Linked DNA regions of Homo sapiens: regions 2, 3 and 4 are each linked to region 1. A link is a contact called in ENCODE Hi-C or POLR2A ChIA-PET data. All regions are on one chromosome and are shown on one strand. The core of a region is the stretch at or near the end of the contact, and the rest is flanking DNA. Distances in the headings are between cores, read along the strand shown.

What was found. A loop is a pair of places that touch in the nucleus more often than their neighbours do. ChIA-PET counts read pairs that join two places held with the same protein, here RNA polymerase II (POLR2A). Pooled maps may share reads with other maps.
Region 2: a pooled map shows a loop between it and region 1 (5-fold over the local background). The contact joins the enhancer-like site here to the promoter of MALT1 in region 1. A Hi-C loop is called at or near these places in 14 of 37 single-sample maps with no recorded cell type and 5 of 50 pooled maps.
Region 3: a pooled map shows a loop between it and region 1 (3-fold over the local background). The contact joins the enhancer-like site here to the promoter of MALT1 in region 1. A Hi-C loop is called at or near these places in 1 of 50 pooled maps. POLR2A ChIA-PET finds 5 or more read pairs at or near these places in 2 of 52 experiments (BJ and PC-3).
Region 4: a pooled map shows a loop between it and region 1 (5-fold over the local background). The contact joins the enhancer-like site here to the promoter of MALT1 in region 1. A Hi-C loop is called at or near these places in 1 of 37 single-sample maps with no recorded cell type and 4 of 50 pooled maps. POLR2A ChIA-PET finds 5 or more read pairs at or near these places in 2 of 52 experiments (GM12878 and PC-3).

What each region holds. Positions count from the first base shown.
Region 1 is chr18:58,670,157-58,673,194 of GRCh38, reverse strand. It overlaps MALT1 (MALT1 paracaspase), which reads right to left and starts at 1,730. Exons shown (of 17, transcript NM_006785.4): 1 at 1,343-1,730. The coding sequence starts at 1,551. It overlaps MALT1-AS1 (MALT1 antisense RNA 1), which reads left to right and starts at 1,322. Exons shown (of 2, transcript NR_164150.1): 1 at 1,322-1,726; 2 at 2,387-3,038. It overlaps LOC105372146 (a long non-coding RNA gene), which reads left to right. Exons shown (of 4, transcript XR_935537.3): 4 at 336-582. RefSeq lists a silencer at 1,202-1,991 and an enhancer at 2,152-2,411.
Region 2 is chr18:58,962,943-58,965,872 of GRCh38, reverse strand. All of the region lies in intron 7 of ZNF532 (zinc finger protein 532), which reads right to left. Among named protein-coding and RNA genes, the nearest start is that of ZNF532, 100 kb to the right of the region's middle. Within about 2 kb of position 1,497, at least 4 of the 41 ENCODE cell types and tissues checked have a DNase peak (open chromatin) inside an H3K27ac peak, as active enhancers do.
Region 3 is chr18:58,312,739-58,315,765 of GRCh38, reverse strand. All of the region lies in intron 5 of NEDD4L (NEDD4 like E3 ubiquitin protein ligase), which reads right to left. Among named protein-coding and RNA genes, the nearest start is that of MIR122HG, 130 kb to the left of the region's middle. RefSeq lists an enhancer at 1-311. Within about 2 kb of position 1,290, at least 24 of the 41 ENCODE cell types and tissues checked have a DNase peak (open chromatin) inside an H3K27ac peak, as active enhancers do; they include PC-3, where a contact is called at or near this core.
Region 4 is chr18:58,990,237-58,993,069 of GRCh38, reverse strand. No RefSeq gene overlaps it. Among named protein-coding and RNA genes, the nearest start is that of ZNF532, 130 kb to the right of the region's middle. Within about 2 kb of position 1,514, at least 9 of the 41 ENCODE cell types and tissues checked have a DNase peak (open chromatin) inside an H3K27ac peak, as active enhancers do.

The sequences.
Region 1 (3,038 bases), core at 481-2,980:
CATTTTGAATGAATGACTTTCCTCTCATCAAGTATTTACTAACCTCTATACATAACAGAATATTAAGAGACAGTTTTTGTTCTTAAGGCATTTATAAAGATGTGTACAAATAATTATACTGTAAGACAAATCTTTGTCATTTGAGAAGTTCAAAAAACTGCTAAGGGGTTCAAAGGCAGGCCAAAGTTACAACAATGGTATAAAGTAATGGTTCTAAGTGGGGTCTGGGAACCCCTAGTGCAGTTCCTGAGACCCTTTCGCGGGGTCCACAAGGTCATAAAGATTTTTCATAACAATATTAAGACTTTATTTAGCTTTTTCATTCATTCTTTCAGGAGTGGACACTGCAGTTTCCAGCGTTCTGTGACCTGTAATAGTGCGACAGACTGAATGCAGAAGCACATAAACGAATCCAGCTCTGTGATTAAGCCAAGACATTAAAGAGATCTTCAAAATGAAAACCAATGCCACTTCTCTAATAGACTTTTTTGTTTTGGAAAATTTGTTTTTCCACGAAAGTATTATTTCTGTTACCATATAATGGGTTATTCTTTTTAAATAAATTAATATTTTTTAAATGTCTTAGCTTTAATTTCAAAGGTGGTAAATATCAGTATGTATTACATGTATGTATTATCTCTAACCCACATAAGAGCTCTCTGGGGTCCTCAATAATTCTTAAGAGGGTAAAGGAGTCTCGAGACCAAAACTTCAGGAACCCTAATACAGCCATTCCAAACCTAACAAGGAAAATAGTTTTACTTCGAGTTTCATGTTCATGGTGAAGTCAAGAAGAGAACGTGGTAACCTGGTTTGATGGAGGGAGATGATGAGTTCGGCGTCAGTCTTTCCCAATACCTTGCAAAATGTTCATGAATTCCTGCACCCCACCCTCTGCATTCATCACCTCGCCTGCGCTTCTTCCCAGCCTTCCTTAGGTCTCCCAGAGCAGTGTCCACATCCCTTTCTTTTGCATTTTAAGTCCTCTGGATGACTGCCCCATCCTAGGGGTCCCCTGACAGCTTTCCTTCTCTCACTATCCTCCGGGGTCAACCTCGACTTCTCCCTTTCACCAGGGGCGGGGGTGGGAACAGGGAGCGAGGCAGCCGCTGGGCCACTTTTGCCTCCACCCTCCAGAGCCCTGGGCCCCGCTCTCAAACCCCAGGCGTTCCGGGGAGCTGCTGAGTTCCGCTCCGCCTCAATGACCGAAGTCCTCCCCACCTCCGCTCACTCACGCCGGCGGCCCCCGCCGCGCTCAGCCCCACCGACAGCGCCCCCACCTCCCCACCGCAGCCCACCCCGCTCGACCCGCGCGCCCGGCCTGCCGCGGCCCTGAGCTCACCTGAGGCGGAGGCGCCCGCGACTCCCCGCCAGCTCCGCCAGTCTCCTCCAGCCCCGGCCCTCGGGCGCCTGATCCAGGAGCTCGCTGAGCCTCCGCAGCAGCGGCTCCCGCAGGCGGTTGAGGGTCGCGCCGGCCGGAGGGGCGAGCAGCGGCCCCGTGGGGGCGGCCGAGGGCGGCAGGGCCTGTAGCGGGTCCCCCAACAGCGACATGGCCCTCGCCGGCGACCCCGGACTGCCGGGGCTCCCGCCCGCCCCGTCACGGGCCTCGGCCCCGGGGCACCTTCCGCTCGCCTCCGAGCCGCGGAGGCAGGGGCGGAAGAACAAATCTGGCAGCGCGGCACGGCCCTCAGAGGAGGAAGCTCCGCTCCCCGCCCCAATTAGACAGGTTTGCCGAGGGGAGCCTGGCCTGCTGGCCGCGCCAGCCGCGCAAAGGGGCGGGGCACCCGGGGGGCGGGGCACGGAGCCTCGAGGGGCGGGACCTTGGGCCTCGAGGGGCGGGGCGGGGCTGCCTACTGCGTGCGTGCGGCTGCGCGCCTCCCTCGCCCTCCCCCGCGGTCCCGGGCTGGCCGTGGCGCGCGCTTCAAACCCAGCCCTCCCGAGCAGGAAAGGACGGGTGGGTGCAGCTGGAGGAGGAAGCGGTGGAGGAATTACGCCCCGGCAGCTCCTCTACGGCGGGGAAGCCTGCGGCGTCTGGGCTTCCTGAGACCGTGGGAGGAGGCCTGCGTACTCACGCCAGAGAGCGGGGCAAGCGGTTCTCAGTCGCCGGCTCCCGCCCGCAGTCCCCGGCGAGCGCTCTCCCCTGACTCAGGGACTTTCATGTGCCCGGCGACACACCAGCATCCTGCAGTGGGCAACCTCAGCGGACGCTTCCTCGTTTTAGGGTTAGATGTGTATGGCATTGCTAGAGGGAAGTAGTGCTGGAGATCCGGATACTTGAGTTGGAATTGGCCAAAATCTTTGCCTAGACTTTTAAACAATTACTACTTTGCAAACTGAGCTGTGGCATATTTAGGGCTAATCAGATCTTGGAAATGATTGTTTTTAGCAGGAATCATCTGGTTTACACCGCGTCAGACTGCCGCCCGCAATCTCCGTCATCAAAGCAGGCAACCCTGTAGAGGATGCCTTTCCCTGGAATGATCCGGAATGGACGACACCTGAGCTCTCTCTGCCAATCTTAGCAACATCCAAGGCCATTATCCCTTTGAAAACTATGGCTTCGTTTGGGACAAAAAGGAAGTAACTTACGAAATGTGACCAGTCAGGTAGTTCCCTACACGAGGCTTCCTGGCCCAATTTCTGTTGCCATTAGCTTTTCATCACCCAAGGCCGCAGGATTTTCTGACCAGTAATTTGGATACCTATATTCTTATACATGTTGGCGAGGTAGGTGCGCCATACAGTCTCCACCACATTCTAGCACAAGCAGTCATTAAACTTCACTCTAGCATAAGTTAAGAATTCAGACTGCAGTGAGATGGCTAAGAGCATGAAAGATCTGCTCGATTCAAGTGTTAGGAGCTTGAATAAGTTTCTTAATTTCTCTGCCTCATCTATTAACACAGGACTGACAATACAGTTTATATAGAGTTGTTGCCAGAATTAAAGGAGTTGATGTATGTGAAGCACTTAACTCGGTAACTGGCACATCGTAGATGACTCAGTAAATGCTATTACCCTTACACATACAAGTGCCG
Region 2 (2,930 bases), core at 248-2,747, 290 kb before region 1:
CTGTCCCTCATAAGGCTCAGGCCCTGCTACAATCCATGCAGCCCCCAGATACATCCCAGGCAACTGCTAAATTCAAGCCACTCTAAAACATTTCATAATTCTGCAGGAAGATTTGCCCAATTAATTAACGACACCATGATGCTGTTAACAGCAACTGCAAGTAATTCCAGAAAGCATCAGACCCCAGCTAAGGAATATAAAACCAGGACATTCACAGTCTTCCAAAACTACACACACGTCCAGTTAATGATGGCATAACCAACTTTAACCAAGATTGAACACCTAAATGAAATGAAAATGACTACATCAAAAGCAGAAGTAAAAACTGGATGGAAAGACATATCTGCTAACTGTCCCACATCTATATTGAAAGATTCAAGGAGACTAAAATTAAGCAGCTTTTGAAATGTCAGCTTTCATTCTGTGCAAACTGCAGAGTCTGGGCTAGAAACCTGCCTCTGGCAGGCTGCAAAACCCTGGGGTAAGTTATTGAACCTTTCTCAGGCTTCATTTCCTCACCTAAAAGTGGGATTCGTAACTGTCTCCCCTCAGGAGCCTGCTGCAATGAGATAGTAAGTAGGGTAAGCCCTCAGACAGTGTTAGCCCCAGTATCCTTAACACCCCGCCTTCCAATTTAGCCACAAGCTACCAAAATCACCAATAGTTCAATATGTACTTTAATATGCTCTGAACCAAAAATTTTCAACATCCTTTTTACAACACATTTATAGCCTTACATTAAAAAAAGTTCTTATTAAATCAAGTGGAGGACTTCAGAAAACTACATATAGTAAACCATACTAATAAAATATCAAATAAACTAATAAAATATAAATTATAATAAAAGTTAGTATTAAAAATTATAGATTTATATAGTATAAGAAATATGTATTATATATGATCTATAGTATATAAATATATAAGAAATATATGAAGTAAAAATATTTAGAATATAATAAAATTATAGGCCAGGTGTGATGGCGCACATCTGTAATCCTGGCACTTTGGGAGGCCAAGGCTGGAGGATCACTTGAGGCCAGGAGTTTGAGACAAGCCTGGGCAACAAAGACAACTCCCTCTACCCCGAACTCCCTACAAAAAAATGAAAATCAATAAAAATTAGCCAGGCATGGTGGTGTTCACCTGTAGTCCCTGCTACTCAGGAGGCTGAGGCTGGCAGATTGCTCGTGACCAAGAGTGTGAGGTAGCACTGAGCTATGATCACGCCACTGCACTCCAGCCTGAGCGACAGAGCGAGACTCTGTCTAAAAAAAAAAAGAAAAACTGTGTATACACACACACACACACACACACACACACACACACACACACACACAAACAAAATATCAATTCCAGTGGCCAAAACTAATGAAAAATAAGTTTCATAAAGCCAGCAGTGATATACATTTCTAGCATGAATATACAAACTCTTAATGTGCCTTTTAATCACATCTGACACAAATGCAGAATCAAGTGAGAAGCCATCACTCTCTAACAGTCAACCAGAGATAGAAGAGAACATGCAACTGATTTAAAGATATTTCTCCTAAAACCTTGAGATCACAAATAAGTTCTAAGCCAAAAAAGATAGGAGAAACTGGTTTTTTAAAAAATTTTTTACCTGTTGCTAGGGTAACAGGATTTTGGCAGGAAGTCAAAGTCGCCATAGCTAAAAGATGAGTTTTAAAAGGATAAAAATCTATTATATCCCTACATTTAGATTAAATAAGAGACTTTGTAGTAAGGCATGCCTAATGACAACAGGATGAACTCTAACAGTAAAAGAATGAAAATGAAACCATCTGGCAATGAACTATGCAAACTAGACAGTATTTCAGTATTTTTATCCCCTTAACTAATGGCCATCACCACAGTACAGCACGAAGACAGAAACAACATGGAGATGTAACGTTTTATTTCACAAAGTTATCTAAACAAGTTTCAGGGAGATTAAGGGGGGCAATTATGCCCTACCACACATTTCATACACATGGCTAGGTTCCAGGTTGTGTGGGTGAGCACCTTTTAAATTTTTTTTTTTTTTTTTTTTTGAGACAGGGTCTCACTCTGTTGCCCACACTGGAGTGCAGTGACACGACTGCGGCTCACTGCAGCCTCAAGCTCTGGGCTCTAGCAATCCTCCTGCCTCAGCCTCTGAAAGTGTTAGGATTACAGGCGTGAGCCACTGCACCCGGCCAAGTGGGCACTTTAAAAATTTATATACATACACACACACACACACACACACACACACACACACACACACACATTTTTTTCTTTTAAATACTGTGCAAGTGAGAGTCTCTGTAAAGCTCCTCAGTCAATCTGATTCTAAGCATGGTGGTCCCAAACTAGGAAATGCAAGCTGATTGCCTTGCCATTCTTTTCAAAAGTAACAACAGCACACCTGCCTCAGTGGCTGTGGTCATCTCTCCACACTCTGATCCTTTCATTCTCCCACTTTCCTTCACTGCCACTGCTGTCTTTCACCTACATCTCTGAGTGAACTGAAAGTGAATTTCAGAATGGGAAAGGCTACAAAATAGCAAGTATTCAAATCACCTATCACCTGCACCCTGTATGGAAAATGCAGATGAAATCTATGGACTTTTCTTAAAGGCTTTAGGAACAGAAACATTAAGACATCCTAAAATCATTTATAATCAGGCTTTAAATTATATTGAACAGACTTACTAATGCTGTAAATCCAACATCCAGAGAGTTGTGTCCCCTGCCTTCACCACCAAGAGTGAACGTTGGGTGGAGTCTTTAAACAAATACACTTGAGATCAACCTTCCCCAAAACATAAACTCAACAAAGGTGTGTTGGTGCTATAGCAGTCACACAGTGAGGGCCACAGCAATGAGCATCAGCAGCAAGGGCAGGTGTGCGGCAGATCCCAGGTGGTATGAGTGTTCCCAGCCCTGCC
Region 3 (3,027 bases), core at 41-2,540, 360 kb after region 1:
TACCAAGCACAATGCTATGGAAGCCTCTGTAGAAGCTGGGAGAACATGATCAGTCAGGGAAGAGACAGGCAGGGTTTGAGGGCACAGCTGGGCCCAGCTGAAAGAGAAGATGGCAAACAAATGCTGGGAACATTTTAATAAGTGTTTACTGATCCAATGCTAAAAACTAAAGAGCTTCTTGAGAGCTGAGAGCCAATGGAAAAAGTATATGGCCTAGTTACCAATGCATCTTACAAACTGCATCTCACAAAAAAATACACACTTTTTAAATCCAGTAAGTACATTGTTTTTTTTTTAATCTAGTAAGTGCACTGCTTCAGAGTCCACGTATATGGATCAGGTCCTGCTAATTTTTGGACACACCATGCCTCTCCCTCTCCACATCTACCATACTGCACGTATCTCTCCCGACTTCAAAGAGGCCCAGGTGAAAATCATTTGGAGCCACGCACCAGTCCCCTCTCAGGCTCTGGGAGTCATCTGGGAAGTCATGATTCAGCTCCAGAGGTCACTGGCCTGGACCACAGTCACACTATATCCCTCAGTTACGGTGCTTGTGGCATGGCCTCTGATGTTTAGATGACCCGAGAAGCAAACTGGAACACAATGACTATTTGCCGCTCTCATATAAAAAGATGCAGCTGGTTCCACCACATTCAAAATGCGTAAAAGCTGGGCAGTTCTTTAGATATGATGAGACCAGCCCCATAGCCAGCTTGAGCCACCTAAGAAGGAATCCAGCCTACCTGGTGCTGAATCCTGGCCTCTTATTTCTACTCTGCTAGTTTACAGAGGAAGTTTCTAATTCACATATGCTATTTTTCAAGTGTACTTGAAAAACATTCTCTTCTTCCATTTAAAAGGAAGCAGCAGGTAAATATGAATGAGATTTATTGAAATGACTTGCTCCAAGCGTAGGAATTCCTTTTAGATAATTGAAAAAATTTGATGAACTGGAAAGCCATCTGTCTCCTCTAAACAATCCATTCTGGATAATAAAAAAATCAAAGTTACCACGGTTTGGGTATGCATGAAGAATGAGACTAGCCCCAATCCTTTTGATGAGATTTTCATTTCTTTTACTTTCTTAGCTGTATCTACTACAACTCAACGTGGAGACGCCTCATCTAGCATAGAGCGGTAAGAGGAGGTGCCCACAGATTCTGTATGTCTTACCAAGAGCAGCAGTCAGCAGAAGGCCTTGAGAATAATGACAGCCTTGCTATCCAGCTCACAGACCTAATCACGCTGCCCCAGTGACTCACACCAATGACAGTTACACAAGGAATTAGGCAGTGTGCCTGTTAGTTCTCTATTTGGCTGATTTCACTATTTTTTTTTTTTTTTGAGACAGAGTCTCTTGCTCTGTCGCCCAGGCTGGAGTACAGTGGTGCAATCTCAGCTCACTGCAACCTCCGCCTCCTGGGTTAAAGCGATTCTCCTGCCTCAGCCTACTGAGTAATTGGGACTACAGGCACACACCACCACGCCCAGCTAATTTTTGTATTTTTAGCAGAGATGGGGTTTCACCACGTTGGCCAGGCTGGTCTCGAACATCTGACCTCCAACGATCTGCCCTCCTCGACCTCCCAAAGTGCTAGGATTACAGGTGTGAGTCACCATGCCTGGCCTGATTTTGCTATAATTTTAAAGCTAATATAAATATCAGTTAACTGTACTATAAAAAAAAGAAATTCACTGAATATTGACCATAAATTGTCTGCTTAATGTGAGCAGAGTAGTGTGGCCACTTGCCACCTCTCCTCCTCCTGCTATGGCTGCTAATGTGGGAAGGAAAAGACAATCAGCAGAAGGACAAGACAATCTTATTCAAAGCTGTTTCACAGCCTGATAGCTTTGAAAGGCTGCCCATGAATCATTAACCTAAGTGCACTTCAACAAAACTTCACAAAATATCTATATGCCCGTGTTGTTTTGCCAGGGAGACATCTGAGTTCTAAACTGATAAAACAGGTTAAAGCTTTGCCCAGACACCAAAAGACAGGCACCCAGTACTAATGGCTGGCAGCCAGTCTTTACACAGTGCTCACTCTCTGTGGGCTCTGTGCCAAGGCTGCGTCTAGTTCTCGCAACAACCTTCAGAGGCAGGTACAATGATTGTGCCCATTTTACAGATAGGAAGCCAGAGAGGTATGTGGCCAAGCTGCCCATCAGCCTGTGCCCTTAACTGACACTGTGTGCCATATGTCAGCAACTGGCAGGAAAGCAAGGCGGTACCAGCTCTGGGCTTCTGACTGGATGCTGGCTTTAAACGGTGTAGATGAGAAGGGAGGGATTCTGATGATGGCACAGTCTGATGAGACTTCAGAGGGTTCTGGTAAAATGCTTATTTGCTATGTTATCTTTACACTACCTCCTACTCCAACCGTTCCTTTCCTCAAATGGAATACAGTTTACCGAATTCCCTGAGGTACTGCAAAAGCCAGGAAACTACACTTATACCTTTTATCACGTTTTCTCATGATGTTAAAAAAATGTTTTAAAACAGTAAAAGATGAGACAATTTGCCATTAAAGGAAACGGAAGGCTCTTATTAGTTTACATGAATAGAGATGGAAATTATTTTTGAAATAAAATAGGGATCAAGCACAAAAATGCACATGGTCAAAATGAATTGGCTTAAACTAGTGTTTCACCAGTCAATGGAAGATGTAGTTGGTGAGAGATCTAGGTTTCAAAGCATCCCATTGCTGCTAAAACTACAGAAAGTTCAGGCCATGTGAAATATTTAGGTTAGGGACACTACACCGATTAAAAACAAAAATGGCCAGGTACGGTGGCTCACGCCTGTAATCTAAGCACTTTGGAAGGCTGAGGCGGGCAGATCACTTGAGGTCAGGAGTTCGAGATCACCCCGGCCAATATGGCGAAATCCCATCTCTACTAAAAACACAAAATTAGCTGGGCTTGGTGGCTCATGCCTGTAGTCCCAGCTACTTGGGAGGTTGAGGCAGGAGAATCGCTTGAACCCGGGAGGCGGAGGTTGCAGTGAGTTGAGATCATGTC
Region 4 (2,833 bases), core at 265-2,764, 320 kb before region 1:
CAGTTTGCTGGGCATAAAAATAGGACATGAAAATAAATAATGCCTTCGTTTCCTGAAAGCAGGCCTCTAACGTTTCCGGAAGCAGCAGCAATCAACCGGCTGGTGCTATTATTTATGACACGGTCACTTTATTCAAGTAACTATTAAAAAGGAAAGGGCATTCGGGCTCCCATCACTTGGCAATGGGTTTGAGAAAACAAGGATCAGTTTTGACTGTCCAGAATAAGGATCAAAGGGGAAAATATAACTAATACCCACTGCTCTCAGGCCGCAAAAGGAAGAATGCCTCTTGCAATGAGAGGAAATGGCAGTTTCAGATTAGAAAGCAAGCAGAGAGTTCATGGAAAATCTTAGAACATTCTTCCAGGGGATGGCAGACACTTAGCACATAAGCATATCATGTCAGGCAGTGATAAGTGCCAGGGAGAAAAATAATGGGAAGCGGAGATGGAGAGTGGCAAAGCAGGTGTGTGCTCAGTGGGGTGGGCACATTTCAGTAAGGGAATTGGGGAAGGCTCTCCAGGCGGGGGACTTCTGCATGGACCGGATGTGAAACATGTGAAAAACCCTCATGAGAACTGGGGAAAGAGCATTCCACGAGAAGGAAGAGCATGTGCCAAGGTCCTGTAACAGGAATATGAATCGTGGATAGGAACGAAAAGGAGTGACATGGGAGTAGGGGGAAGTGATAGGAGGTGAGGTTAGATATGGTGACGGGAGCAGGGAGGTCTTCCGGGGCTGGTCTTATAGCAATTGAAAGGCACTCGCTTCCATTTATTTTGGTCTCTTCTGAAACAACAGAGACTGGCATGTTGTTTAGCTGGTGTCTTATTCAGAGGGAACCAAGAGTCTAAACTTTAGGTTCTCCCCATGATGTTGGCACTGCTTGTGTCCAAGACATTCAGTAGTTCCTTAAAGACAAACTGACTTCCCTCACCTTGACAAACAGTTCACAAGTCTACTCTCAATTCAGAGTCACCACGGCCATTGCCACTATGCTGCCATCACGCCACCAGACAAATGGTGTTGAACTGGCCCGCTCCTTTGTATCACCTACTGAAGAGTCGAGCAGGAGCATAGTTTTGGTCATCCCGTGCCTGAAGTTAGGCTGCTGGGAGTCAGGGTGAGTGACCTTCTGGATTCTGCAGTGGGAGGTAAGATCTATCTCTTGCCAAGATTCATACAATGGCAGGTACCCCCAACACTGGAAAGGGAAGTTCAGGTGCTGAACTGGCAAAGTAGAGACATTCATTACTCCTGCTTACAGATGCATCTGTTTCCACCTTGGAAAGGGTGGAAGATGTTGCTCTACTTCCCGTTAACTCTTGTCAACATCACACCATCCTCTCTGATCAGCGGACCTGTGCCTACCTTGTTCTTTTTTAAAAAACAAATAGCATTTGTTCTCCAAAAATAACCAATCCAATTAAGCATGACATGACCTGAAGGTCAGGAAATGACTCATGGACTCAGGGGCGAAACCCACACTTTCTGGAACTGAGTTGGACTTGGAGGTGTGCTATGGTGGACTCTAATTATAGAACTCCCCCGGGTGAAAACATGGTCTTGCCAAGGATTGTATTTGCAAATAGATCTGCCATGGTCATGTAATGTACAGTTCTAACTATAAGAAAAGCTCAAGGATAAAGCAGCTTGCAATAAAATAGCACAGCAAATTTAATAATCAGTTCCCTTAAATACTGGGAAACATTATAAATAGCGCTACGTGATGAGTCAGAACTAACCTCATAAATTGAATTTAGAAACTGGTAAGGAATATCTTCTGGGAAATGTGATTCTGTTTCCTTGCATAAAAATAACCACTAGGGAAAAGGTATAATTCCAGGAGAAACCTGGCAAGGTAATTAGAAAGGGTAAATGTAGAATCTGAAGTACCGTATTCCATTGGAGAGCCTGCCTGTAGGGGACAAAATGCATGTTGACAAAACAGGCATAGAACACGCACTCCTGAAAGTGCATGCCACGTGTCAGTGATCATTATAACCTCCCACTCGGAAACCCAGATCCTTCATCCACCCTTCTTTGTCCTGTTTTGTGCCCAACACACGGACATCTATAGACTATTACTGTGGCTGCCTTGTCATCTAGCTTGTATTTAGCTTTGGCAGGTGGGAGGTGCGGGCAGGAAATCTTTGAGTGTGATGAGAGGGCCTCCTGGTGATTCCGCTCCCCACACCTTCCTGGCTTCACTGTGGCTCTGGCAGTGGCTCTTCCTGAGTGCCCTTTTCCCACAGCTCCAGCTTCCACCCCTACTCAGGCTTCTCAGGCCTTGTTCCAGCACACAGCTCTGTGTATAGTCCCTTCCTTAATTTCTTGAAAGTTAAACCTTTTGCAGTGTGCTGCACTGCATTCTGCTGGGACCTTAATTGAAACAGGATCTAGGGTACCCCCAAATCTAGATTTCCAAAGAAGGCAGCAAATATAAATGAGCAAATGCCTAGAAAAATGTAGGCTAAGATCATTAAAGTTTTATCCAATGTATTGAATCGTTACTAAAACATTCAAAATCCATTGGGACTGTGAAGAAAAAATGGATGTGAAAAGAAAATACTCTGAAAAGACTGAGAGTAGCCTAGTCTCAAATTCAGCCTTATACTCAAACCATGTGAACTGAGGCTGGGCTGTTCAGAATGGGTTGATTGGGGGTAACAGTGACTATAGAATGACAACTGGCTACTCCAGAAACTTCTAGTAGCATGAAGAGAGACTTTTCACAGAAATATGGGCATTTCTTGCTATAAATTTCCCTCTTGGAATGGCTTCTGCTGCATCCCATAGGTGTTTGGTACATAGTTGCTATTTGTCTCAAGAT